Regions from separate parts of the Homo sapiens genome. Here region 1 is linked to region 2. Evidence: chromatin contacts called from ENCODE Hi-C or POLR2A ChIA-PET data. All regions are on one chromosome and are shown on one strand. The core of a region is the stretch at or near the end of the contact, and the rest is flanking DNA. Distances in the headings are between cores, read along the strand shown.

Region 1 (5,965 bases), core at 2,888-5,387, 84 kb after region 2:
GACCATTTCTCTTTGCTAATATGATATCACATAAAAACATCATCATCATTAATATGGCAGAGTCAGCAGGGTGGGATACAGACCGTGATCCAGGGAGGCAGGCTGGTTCCTGGCTCAGCAGCTCCTGGGGAGGAGGTTCTGGGAGCTGGAGGTTCATTTCCTTGTAGAGATTGACACGCTCTTCACAGAAAGCTTTGTGCAGGGCGAGGCTTTGGGCACATGTTGTCACTCTGGGCAGCCTGGTGGGAGGGTCTTTGTCTAGTGGTGGCAGCCCCTGGAGTAGACACTTAACCCTGCTCTGGACGTAGTCACCACAGACGCCCATGCTGTGGGCTCGTTTTGTTCAGCCGAACCCCTTACCTTTAATGCCTCCTAGGGTCAGACTGTAGCCAGGCACTGGGAGTTGTGAATGCGCCACAGCCCCCCTTGAAGCCCTCCCCATCCAGTTGGAGGGGGCCTTTCTTTCATTCCTAAATACTTACGGGCCCCCGTGGGGGCTGGAAAGTGTTCTGGGCAGTGGAAGGTGGCGGTGAACCGAGTTCTCTCCCTAGGAGCCAACCCCTCAGGAGAAGACAGAGTGGCTGGGAAAGCAGATCCGTGCGTGATGCCCCTGGTGATGAAGGCTGGGGAAAACCAGAGAAGACAAGGAGACAGTGAGTGGCATGAACAGTTTCAGCAGAGTAGCCCGCAGCTACCAGGGCCTAGGCAAGGAGCAGGTTTGGAGGCCGAAGTGGAGGCTGAAGGGACAGCGTGCAGCCAAAGTGGAGGAGGAGAGGCAGTGAGGGAACCAGGACAGATCACAGGGCCCCAGGGACGGGAAGGACTAAGGCTTTCAACTCTCAGTCAGATGGGAGCCATGGGGGGTTTCGAGCAGAGGAGTGGCATGATATGACTTGAATTTTTGTTGTTGTTGTTGTTGTTGTTGTCGTTGTTGTTGTGACGGAGTCTCGCTCTGTCACCCAGGTTGAAGTGCAGTGGCGCTATCTCGGCTCACTGCAAGCTCCGCCTCCCGAGTTCATGCCATTCTCCTGTCTCAGCCTCCCAAGCAGCTGGGACTATAGGCGCCCGCCACCATGCCCGGCTAATTTTTTGTATTTTTAGTAGAGACGGGGTTTCACTGTGTTAGCCAGGATGGTCTCGATCTCCTGACCTCGTGATCCACCCGCCTTGGCCTCCCAAAGTGCTGGGATTACAGGCGTGAGCCACCGCGCCCGGCTGACTTGAATTTTTTAAAAAATCTCTCTGGCTGCAACGCTGAGGACAGATGGGTGGATCGGGGAAGAGGGAAGGGCAAGGGTAGATGCCAAGGGGGCGGGGAGGAAGCCAGTGGAATAAATGCAAGAGAGAGGAGGTAGCTGGGTCAGGGCAGTAGCACGGAGAAGGTGAGATGTGGGCAGTGTCTGGAAATCTCGCAGAGACGGCCAGCAGGATTTGCTGCAGGACTGGATGAGGGGGTGTGAGACAGGGTCAAGGGTTGGGGGCCACAGCTCTTGGGAGGAGGACATTGGTGTTAATCAAGATGGGGAAGACTGGAAGGAACAGGTCTGGAGGAAGGCATGGGATTGGCTTTCAGACAGTGAAACATGCGATGCCCAAAGACCTTCAAGTGGAGACATGCATGCAGAGTTGGATATGTGACTTTTAGTAGAGACAGGGTTTCACTATGTTGGCCAGGCTGGTCTCAAACTCCTGACCTCATGATCCGCCTGCCTCAGCCTCCCAGAGTGCTGGGATTACAGGCGTGAGCCACTGTGCCTGGCCGATGGATTTTAAGATTTGAAATCACTAAGAGAATGAGGGAGGACAGAAAGGAAGCCCAAAGGCAGAGCCCCAGGGCACCCCAGTCTTTAGAGGTCTGGAGATGGGGAGGAACCAGCACAGGAGACTGGGAAGAAGCCATCCCAGGGTAGAAGGAGAAGCAAGAGGAAGAATGGCAGCCTGAAGGCCAAGATCCAGTAAGGAGCCAGGATCCGTGACACCCGGAGACCAGCCTGGCTCCTGCCCTCCTGCCGTCCCACTGTGGGGAGGACACAGATGCAGACTACAGTCCCCACTATTATAAAGTGACAGGGACAGGGAAACGCATGAGTCCATTAGCATGAGATGAGAATGGGGGGAGGTGGAGGTGCACAGTGTAGGGGCCTAGAATGTGGACATTGGGGCTGGGGAAGACCCTCTCACAGAAGAAGGGCTCTAAGCCGGACATCAGAGGGTGAGATTGCATGCATGGCTTTGTGGGCAATGAGCCATTAGAGGTGGGCCCTAGATTTCCACAGGAGAAGGTGGGATGGGAAAAGGCAGTTCTGGCAGAGTCTGTAGAAGAGTCATAAAAGTATCGGTATGTAAGGAGGGAATGGCAAGTGGCCCATTTGGGTTGGGGGGTTCTGACCTTTGGGATGCTTGGAGACAAGGCTGGAAGGTTGGTGGGGAGGGGTATGAGAGAGGCAGTGGGGACCCTTGACCTCAAGGGGCTCACAGTCTAGTTAGGGAGGCAAAGCCCCACAGTGCAGGGAGGTAGTGGTGGGTGCCCAAGAAAGTGCTGTGGGCACTCTCAGGGCAAGAAGAGGTTAGCTAGTGGAACCAGTTCAGGCTGCCCCTGGGAGGTAGACCTTGAAGAACATGTTAGTGTTGAACATGCCAAGATGCACAGAGAAGATTTCTTGGCAGAGAAGACCACACTTGCCAAGGTATGGAAGCAGGAGCTTGCACCCCTTCCTACATGGGTACTGAGGAACCATTGGCAGTTCCTGAGCTTGGGGAGAGACCCAAGTTGGATCTGGCTTTAGAGTGAATAAGAGGTAAAGGGAAGGGGTCTTGGAGATAGGAGGACCCTTTTGGAGGCAACTACACAACCAGATCAGGTAGTGATGGCCTCGGCAGCAGATACAGATGGGACCTGTGGGGCGGTTTTCCTTTAAGTTGGGCCAAGGGTTTTTGCAAGCTGCAATCTCACGCTCACGTTGCCCTGCAGGGTGAGAGAGAGGGCCGGGAATGTAGTTGCACCCCAAGGCCTCACTGACCCAAGAAGATTTTTGTGGAGGGGCTGCCCAGTGCCAGTAGGGGCAAGGAGGGCCACATGTACTCACTATCATGCCAGCCCTTGTCCATCAACCTACCCCATTTAACCCTCCCAGGAGCCTTATGAGGCAGGTCCTAGTGTCACCGCCATTTTGCAGATGAGGGAAACGAGGCACAAAGAGGTAGAATGGCTTGCCCTATTGCACAGCTAGGGTATAAGAGGCCAGGATTTGAACATCTCCCTGACACCAAAGCCAGCCTCTTAGCTATGTGTGAGGTTGCCTTGCAAAGGCTTTATTCAGTAGCCAAAGGTCCGAACCCTCCCAAAGGAAAGGATCAAGAGGGTCTCCCTGACCTCGTTGCCCTTCCTCACTCCCTGGCCAGGCTGCTATTTCAAGGTGAACTAAGGGACCCCAGAACTGATGAACAATCGGTTCAATGAACTGATTTATCAAGCACTTAGTCTGTGCCAAGCATATAGGTTGTATTTATCAGATGTATCTAGGCCAGGTGTGTATGTGATGTATTTATCCTGGCTCAGGAACCTGCAGTGGCTCCCCAGTGCCCTGGTCCAGTGGTCTTAACCTCATTTTATAGATGAGAACTTTGATGCTTAGAGCAGATGTGTTGCTGGCTCATAGCGGCATTTGAACGCGGGGCTGCTGATTTCTGGGCCTGTATTATTTCTAAGACACCTCACTGCCTTCTGCACTAGCAGGAAGGGGTGAACCCCATGGCTTCAGAACTGGAACAGGAAAGTGGACCAACATGGAGCCCGCCCCAGCCACAGCCCTAGGGAAGCGTCCAAGCTGGCTCTTTGTGTATAAATCATGGTCTGTTTACTGAACAGGGAGTGTGTCTTTCCTCCTGGGGAGCTGCCCCAGGGTGGCTGCAGGTGCAAATAGGGTTGAATTCAGGATAGGGCCTTCTCTCCTGCCCAGCCTGACCGCTGAGTAGCCTCTGGACTGGAATGAAAGGCTTTCCAGTAAGTGCCTTGCTGGACTGCAGCTCAGCCATGTGCCAGGTGGGAATGGGGGTGGGAGACCAACCAAGAGAAGGATTCAGGAGCCTGAGAGCAGGGGCAGGAACTTGCCAACAAATCTCTTAGCAAGCTGCTTTCTCAGCTGGCCTCATAGAGCGTCCCCAGGGACGTCACGGGGCAGAGCTGGTCACGAGGAGTCCTGGCTGCCCTCCCAGCCTGATCTAGAGGAAGAAGGGCGCATGGGGTGAAAACACCAGGGAGCTCAAGGCAGGATTCAGAAATCAGACACTGCGGCTGCCTCTCCCCTGGCCTTGAAGGACATACGGCCTGGGCCTCTCTTGATCCGTAACTGATCAGAGTGGGTGGGGTGGGGTGAGCAATCAGATCTGCAACTGTTTTCACAGAGAATTGAGCGGCCCTGCAATGCCTGATGCGTGGAAAACACATTCCACTTGGCCTGGGGCTGGGCCAGTCCCCCCTTGGTCTAATCTTGAGTGTGTCCCATCCCCTCTCTGAGGTCTTCATCTATGACAATGAAGGGGTAGGGGCAGCAGGATCCCCCAGATTCTTCCAGGCCCTTCAAACGTCTGGTTTGAGGTCCTGTGATAGAACAGGAAGGGGCCTGAGCTACAGCCAGGAGCATGGACACCAGGCCTGTACCCTGTGTGCTGGGCACGATCTGCTTTGCTCAGTCTGCCTGGGCTCCTCAGTGCCTCCCTGCTTGAGCACCTCGAGAGGGTGAATACGGGCCAGGAACTCTGTTCAGCCCTGCCACCTACAGGGGAAGCAGCTGGGATGAACCGGCAAAGGATCAAGTCTGTTTGGCTTTGGGATGTGTTTTCCTACCACTTCTTAAGCATGGGAGGGGCTGACATTCTGGAAATTCACTTCAGCCCAAACAGGGAAGCCATCCCAGGACGCAGTGCTGGGTCCTTCCAGCCTTCTCCTCCCTCCTTGGCGAACTCCCTTCTGGTAATAGATTCTCCGACCTCCAGCCCATCCCAGGACACAGGGCTGGGTGCCTCCAGCCCTCTGCTCCCTCCTTGGCGGGCCCTCCCTTCTGGTAATAGATTCTTTGACCTCCAGCCTCATCTTCCTCCTAACTTCTCCCTCCCTCTCACCCTCACTTCCATTCTTTTTCCAGGCTGTATCCTTTTTCAGACCTTGCCCAGCCTAGAGAGGTGGTTAAGTGTGTGAATTTCAGAAGGATTCTCTGCCTTCAGTCAACACAAGTGAGCAGTTAGGAAGCACTCATTAAGGAGATTAGAGGCTAACTCTGAATTCAGGAGGTGCCGCAAAGCCCACGCTGCAGACTCAAGTGGGCTCAACAGGCTCCAGAGTTTCCACTGCGGAAGGTGGAGCCTGTGACTCTCAATGTTTTCAGCCTCTGCAGGGAGGACACTGAAGGAACAATTACTCCTCTTAGGGTTACACTCTGGTCCCTAAAGGAAACTACTGCTGCCTGCAATGACTCCATAGTTGTAAGGAGTTGATGGGAGGCGCCACCTCTTTCAGGAAGCCTTTCAGATAGTAGCAGGCATGTCCCTTTCTCCCTCCCCTCCACCTTCACAGTTTTCTGCACTGAGTGCAAAAGGCTCTGGTTGTGCCAGAGGGTGTCTTCCTCATTACTCTTCTGTCTGGTTCATGGGATGGAAAACTATCATTTTGCACTTATCTCAGCCTTTACTCCCAGGACAGGTGCCTGATGCCCAGTGGTAGGGGCCAGGCCTCGTAGCTGGTTCGTGCACTAGAATGAGAATGGCCGCAAATTTTTACTTTGTGTATTTGTTTGGTTTCTTTGCCCAAATTTTCTTTCCTTTTTTTTTTTTAATGGAAATAAGTTTCTGGTTATAAGAAAGTAACCCATGAGCTGAAGAAATCAAAAGGCACCTGTAATCCCGGCACTCAGAGGTAGTCAGTGGGTCATACCAGACTTAGTTCTGTACACTTACACTTTGATGTACA
Region 2 (5,924 bases), core at 1,449-3,948:
TCTTTCTGCTGTATGTCAGGCTGTGCTTAAGCCTGCTTAATTGCAGTGGTTCACTTGAAAGTGCTGTTAGAAGTAAAATTAAAGGAGAAGACACATGTTGGGTCCTGCCCAAGCTGGCATCTTGCTAGCTGTTCAGGTTTGCTATTCAGGGAGTAGCCAAGGAGGGGAGAGAGATGGAGAGAGAGATGGAAAGATAGACCAACCTTGCGTCTTTTTTTTTTTTTTTGAGATGGAATCTTGCTCTGTCACCCAGGCTGGAGTGCAGTGGCGCGATCTTGACTCACTTCAAGCTCCGCCTCCTGGGTTCACACCGTTCTCCCGCCTCAGCCTCCCGAGTAGCTGGGACTACAGGCACCCGCCACCATGTCCGGCTAATTTTTTGTATTTTTCGTAGAGACGGGGTTTCACCGTGTTAGCCAGGATGGTCTCGATCTCCTGACCTCATGATCCACCCTCCTTGGCCTCCCAAAGTGCTGGGATTACAGGCGTGAGCCACCGCGCCCAGCCCCAACCTTGGGTCTTAACCAAGCAGGGGAAAGGTCTCCTGCCTGGGGCCCTCAGCCTTCTAAGGAGAGCCTGCCACAGCCATGCTTACCATTACCCAGGGCACAGTTCTGGGTCCTGAAAACCCTTTTCTAGGAGTAAAGGAGCTTTCAGACTGAGCAGACTGCCCTTCCCCACGCCTTTCTCAGTGCCTCTTCCCCAGAGGCTGGGGAGAAGGAAGGGCAAGGGTTATCAGGCCAGCCTGGCCAGGATGCAGCTGGGTGGTGGTGCTTGATGTAGGGGGAAAGCCATGAAGCGTGGCCCTGAGGCTTGAAGTGGTGGTGCCTTCCTCTTGCAGCCGGAGGTGCCTACCTTCTAGTGAATCATCCGCACACAGAAGCAATTTATGCTCCTCATTATTCTTTAGCAAGAAATAATTTCCTACCCATTTGTCACTTTAAGACTAAGGGCTTCACACTCCCTGTGCTGAGAATATAGTAGCTTGTTGTACTTCAGTTCTATTTATGTCCCATTTGGGGGTTTGGGGGCTGCCCTTTGACAAACACACAAAAAGGAGATTGATACAGCCGGAGCCATAGACAAACAAGATGACAGGCCCTGGGAACATGGGAACCTTTTGTCATGCCCTGTTACCCATGGGGGCTTTGGCCTCAGTAAGTTATTACTGGCTACCAGCGCCTTGTATATATCATCCTCACTAGAATGAAAACACCCATGTAACTCTTAGTGAGTTGCTTGCTCTGCATTGAGGCCCCAGGGATATGAACCCCAGGCTGAGCCTGTGTGTGGATGGAAGGAAGTGGATGGACACACACACAGCGTGACCCACCAGCCGGACCACTGCTCACTTTCAGGGCTCACCAACCTCAGCATTTCCAGCCAAGGCCCTGTGGTGCTCTACACCATCTCCTTGCCTGCTGCCCTGCCCCCTGGCCTTGACCTGTCTGAAGATGAGACCACCTTTCCTGCTCTCTGGGAGCCCCTGGTCCTGTGCAGGGTGGCCTAGTAGATATTAGAAATTCAAAATCAAAACTCAGTGACTGCTGCAGAGGGTGGGCCTTTCCCATAAACTGTTCACCTTCACAGTGGTGAGCAAGCTGAGGCTCAGAGGTGTTAAACAGCGTGCCCAGAGTTACACAGCTTGAAAGTGGCAGTGTCAGGTTGTGAACCTGGAGCCAGGCTATGAATCTAGAGTGAAGCCCTTGGTTATCCCAAACCATAGACCCTAAGGGCTAGCATGAGTGGGAGGGGACTCGAGGCTTCATGGGGAGTGAAGGCAGGTGGCCCCAGGCTTGGAATGAGCCTAGTAAGGAGACACATCCAAACTTGCTGCTGCTTCTTTTTTTTTAAACGCGGTCTGGCTCTCTCGCCTAGGCTAGAATACAGTGGCACCATCTCAGCTCACTGCAACCTCTGCCTCCCAGGCTCAAACCATCCTGCCACCTCAGCCTCCCCTGTAGCTGGGACTACAGGCGCATGCCACCATACCTGACTAATTTTTTTTGTGTTTTATGTAGAGACAAGGGTTTCACCATGTTGCCCAGGCTCGTCTTGAATTCATGAGGTCAAGTGATCTGCCCTCCTCAGCCTCCCAAAGTGTTGGGATTATAGGCGTGAACCACTGCGCCCAGCCCCAAACTCACCTCTTAATATTCTGTCTCTTCTCTGAAGTTCCTCCCAGCTGCTCAGCCGATTGCCACTTATAGATACTTCCCCAGACGCCCCCAGCCCGTGCAGTTCCATCAAACTTTACACACACACACAATCTGAGCGGGGTTGTCCTGCTTGCTTATGTTGCCTGCAGTCTGCATTTTTCAGTCCTGGCCAGCAGCAGCATCAGTGGCCCTGGCCCTGCCAGACACCCCTGCGTCGTGCCTGAGCCTGCTGCCCAGAGGGGATGCACTGGGAAGAGCAGGAGGCTGTTGCAAGGCTGAGGAAGGACTGGAGCTGCGAAGGCACCCGCCTGCCTCGGATGTTCCCTGATCTAAGCCCAGCTGTACCCAGCTGGGACTTGGATGTGACTCGGGTTGGGGATTGGTTTGTCCTGTTGCTGAGCCAGCATCCTGGGAAGCCTTCAGAGTCAAGGCTGTTTGGTTCTAGGTGGCTTGTCTCCAGGGTTATCTCCCCACACTCCCTGGGGCTTACAGTTCTATTTCTGTAGCAGCCTTGGCTCTGCCCCCGACCCTTACGTCAGACCTAGAAATACGTCTCACCTGGATGACCTCCAGGGAGCTGCTGCTTTGGTCCTCAGACTGCAGTTTCCTACATTACATACTTCCTTATGTAAAAAGCACAGTGCTGGCTACCTCTTTCTCAAGCTCTTCCCTCCAGGAACTGAGCAGGCCTGGGATGTGGCCAGAACATGACTTTTAGAATCCCTAAACCTGGGGGAGATTATGGAGCCTAAAATATAATTCAAAAGAAATCTTTCTTTTTTAGTGATAAAAGTTACATGTTGTACAAACATTGATGTAGCTTCTTTCTAGCATTTCTAATTGTGCAGTCCCAGGTGAGTCCATTGAAGCAGAATCTCCTGGACTCCAGCTTTGCCAGTGCCCAAAGCAAGGCTTGGTCTGCCTGTAGGATGCACTCAGGGATGACTCCTGAGAGCCAGTTGTTAAATTTTCAGAAATGTTGTGTGCCAATGGTTAATAATAGCCATTCTTTAAAAACAAATTATATAAAATTATAGTTAAATAAATTAAAAACAAGGGTAGCCAATACTCAAAACTCATCCCTTCCTGATTGTTTTACTGTATTATTTATCTATTTCACCTGTTGTATCTATGTATAATGATATGTCGCAGCCCACACCAAATCCATGTTCAGTGACATCATGTTGGTAGCTCTAAATCAGCCCTGGTGGGAATATTTCTGTTTGCCACAGAAATTGGCAAACACTATAAACTTGGGTTTGATTTATTGTTTTGATAATTGCCTAGACTTAGGAAAGTGATAGAGAGAATGCTAATCAGATTAAACTTAAGTGTTTATATATGGCCCAGTGTGGTGGTTCACGCCTGTAGTCCCAGCACTTTGGGAGGCCAAGGTGGGCGGATCACCTGAGGTCAGGAGTTTGAGACCAGCCTGACCAACATGGAGAAACCCCGTCTCTACTAAAAATACAAAATTAGCTGGGCGTGGTGGCACATGCCTGTAATCTCAGCTACTCGTGAGGCTGAAGCAGGAGAATCACTTGAACTTGGGAGACAGAGGTTGCGGTGAGCTGAGATCGCGCCATTGCACTCTAGCTTGGGCAACAAGAGTGAAATTCCTTTTTTTTTTTTTTTTTTTTTTTTTTTTGAGTGTCGCCTAGGCTGGAGTGCAGTGGTGCCATCTCGGCTCACTGCAAGCTCCGCCTCCCAGGTTCACACCATTCTCCTGCCTCAGCCTCCCGAATAGCTGGGACTACAGGTGTCTGCCACCATGCCTGGCTAATTTTTTGTATTTTTAGTAGAGACGGGGTTTCACCGCATTAGCCCAGGATGGTCTTGATCTCCTGACCTCGTGATCCGCCCGCCTCGGCCTCCCAAAAGTGCTGGGATTACAGGTGTGAGTCACCATGCCCGGCCTGAAACTCCATTTTTGAGACAGACTCTTACTCTATCACCCAGGCTGGAGTGCTGTGGTGCAGTCATGGCTCACTGCAGATTCGAACTCCTGGGCTCAAGGGGTCCTCCCACCTCAGCCTCCCAAGTAGCTGGGACCACAGGTGCATGCAACCATGCCCAGCTAATTTTTTTATTTTTTGTAGAGATGGGGTTTCACCATGTTGCCCAGGCTGGTCTCAAACTTCTGGGCTCAAGTGATCCTCCTGCCTCAGCCTCCCAAAGTGCTGGCATTACAGGTGTGAGCCACCATGCCTGGCCAAAAGTGTGTCATTGTAAATGACAGTATTCAAAACTTACCATCCAATTCAGCAAAGAAGTGGCTCACATCATTGATAAACACATGAAATTCTGTTTTTTTTTTTAATTTCAGTTTTATTTGTTAAGGTACATGAAAATATCAACCATCGCCCATGTTGGAGCTACATGCAGAGGGTTAGTTGTTAAACCGCACACTGCTGGATGCAGCTGTGCTGCGTGGCCCATGTATTTCATCACCTCTATGCCTTTGCTCCTGGCTATTTCCTTTTACTGTCTTGCCCGAGTCCCATTTCATTCACTGACTCATTTATTTAACAAATAAGTATCCAGTGTGGACTATGTGCCAGGCACCAGGGACACAGCAATGAACAAGACAGACCCAAAATACAAATTCTGTTCTAGTGGAGTTAGAGGAACAATAAGCAAAATAAATATGTTAACGGCATGGTATGCAGTTTCAAACTCTTCCCTCTTTTCCCCAGAGCACAAATGTCCCCCTCTGTGTCTTGCTCTCCCCCACCGAGGGTGAGTTCTGCCTCCATTGTGGCAGGATCTTTCAACCTCACACCAAAGGAGACAAGGCTTAGCTTGAGCACAGGGTCTGAGCAGAGATGTGTGCATAGCTGGGAACTCGAGACTGAGGCCTGGCTTTGTGGAAGACAGGCAGGAAGCAGGAAGCAGAGCCACAGTTTTATTAGAGTTCGTGAAAATGGGATGTCTCCTCCCAATGTAATGATTTGCTAATTGTTCTCAGTGCTGTGTGTGGGGTTGAAGGGAGATCTAAGATGAAACCTTTGCACCTGCAAGGAGTTAAAAATATGTAATGAAAGAAATATCACAGGATAGCCTGCTCATTCCCTCATCTATTTGTTTTGCAAATACAAGTCCTACCCCACATCAGGTGCTATAAGCTCTATAAACTGTAAAGCCAAATGATCTACGGTCTCTCCCCTTGAGGAATTTTTTTAACTTGGGGGCAATTTATAATCCAGATTGCTGGCCAGCGAACAGTGGTCAGAATGCTCTGGAAACCTTCCCCATCTCTCTGGAGTCATCAGGCCCTTGCAGGTAGTCAGCCTCCTCTCTCTCTGTTGTCCCCTCACTTATAATTGACCTCAGTTTATAATTCTGCATCTGTTTTTGTGTTTGATTGATGTCTATCTCTCTCACAAGAATGTCAGCTCCAGGAGGCAGGGACCCATGTCTGTCCTGTTCACTGAGCCTGGCATGAGGAAATGCTCAGGAAAACCTTGTTGAATAAGCAAATGCAGGGAGGACTGAGAGTGGAGGAGGGAGATGGTGTGAGAAGCCTCAGGGGTGTTCTGGAGAACGAGCCTTCATTCTTTGACATCAGGCAAGTGAATCCAGACTCCTCAGCATTTGTCAAGGTGCGGCTAGACAACACCTCCATTGTGTAGTCATATTCCTCTGTGGAGAGACCTCTAGAACAGAGCACAGCAGTTTGTATTACAGCTTATACATGATTCTTAACATTTTCTCGTGTCACAGACTCCTTGCTAACCTGATAAAAACTATAAACGTTCCTCCCCA

The links. Hi-C counts contacts between places; a loop is a spot of excess contacts on that map. ChIA-PET counts read pairs that join two places held with the same protein, here RNA polymerase II (POLR2A). Pooled maps may share reads with other maps.
Region 1: a loop to region 2 is called in a pooled map, with 2.9 times the contacts of the local background. The contact joins two enhancer-like sites. A Hi-C loop is called at or near these places in 1 of 37 single-sample maps with no recorded cell type and 7 of 50 pooled maps. POLR2A ChIA-PET finds 5 or more read pairs at or near these places in 6 of 52 experiments (AG04450, OCI-LY7, WTC11 and 2 more).

What each region holds. Positions count from the first base shown.
Region 1 is chr1:25,739,519-25,745,483 of GRCh38, forward strand. All of the region lies in intron 2 of MAN1C1 (mannosidase alpha class 1C member 1), which reads left to right. Among named protein-coding and RNA genes, the nearest start is that of SELENON, 58 kb to the right of the region's middle. Within about 2 kb of position 4,138, at least 25 of the 41 ENCODE cell types and tissues checked have a DNase peak (open chromatin) inside an H3K27ac peak, as active enhancers do.
Region 2 is chr1:25,656,618-25,662,541 of GRCh38, forward strand. All of the region lies in intron 1 of MAN1C1 (mannosidase alpha class 1C member 1), which reads left to right. Among named protein-coding and RNA genes, the nearest start is that of MAN1C1, 43 kb to the left of the region's middle. Within about 2 kb of position 2,699, at least 16 of the 41 ENCODE cell types and tissues checked have a DNase peak (open chromatin) inside an H3K27ac peak, as active enhancers do.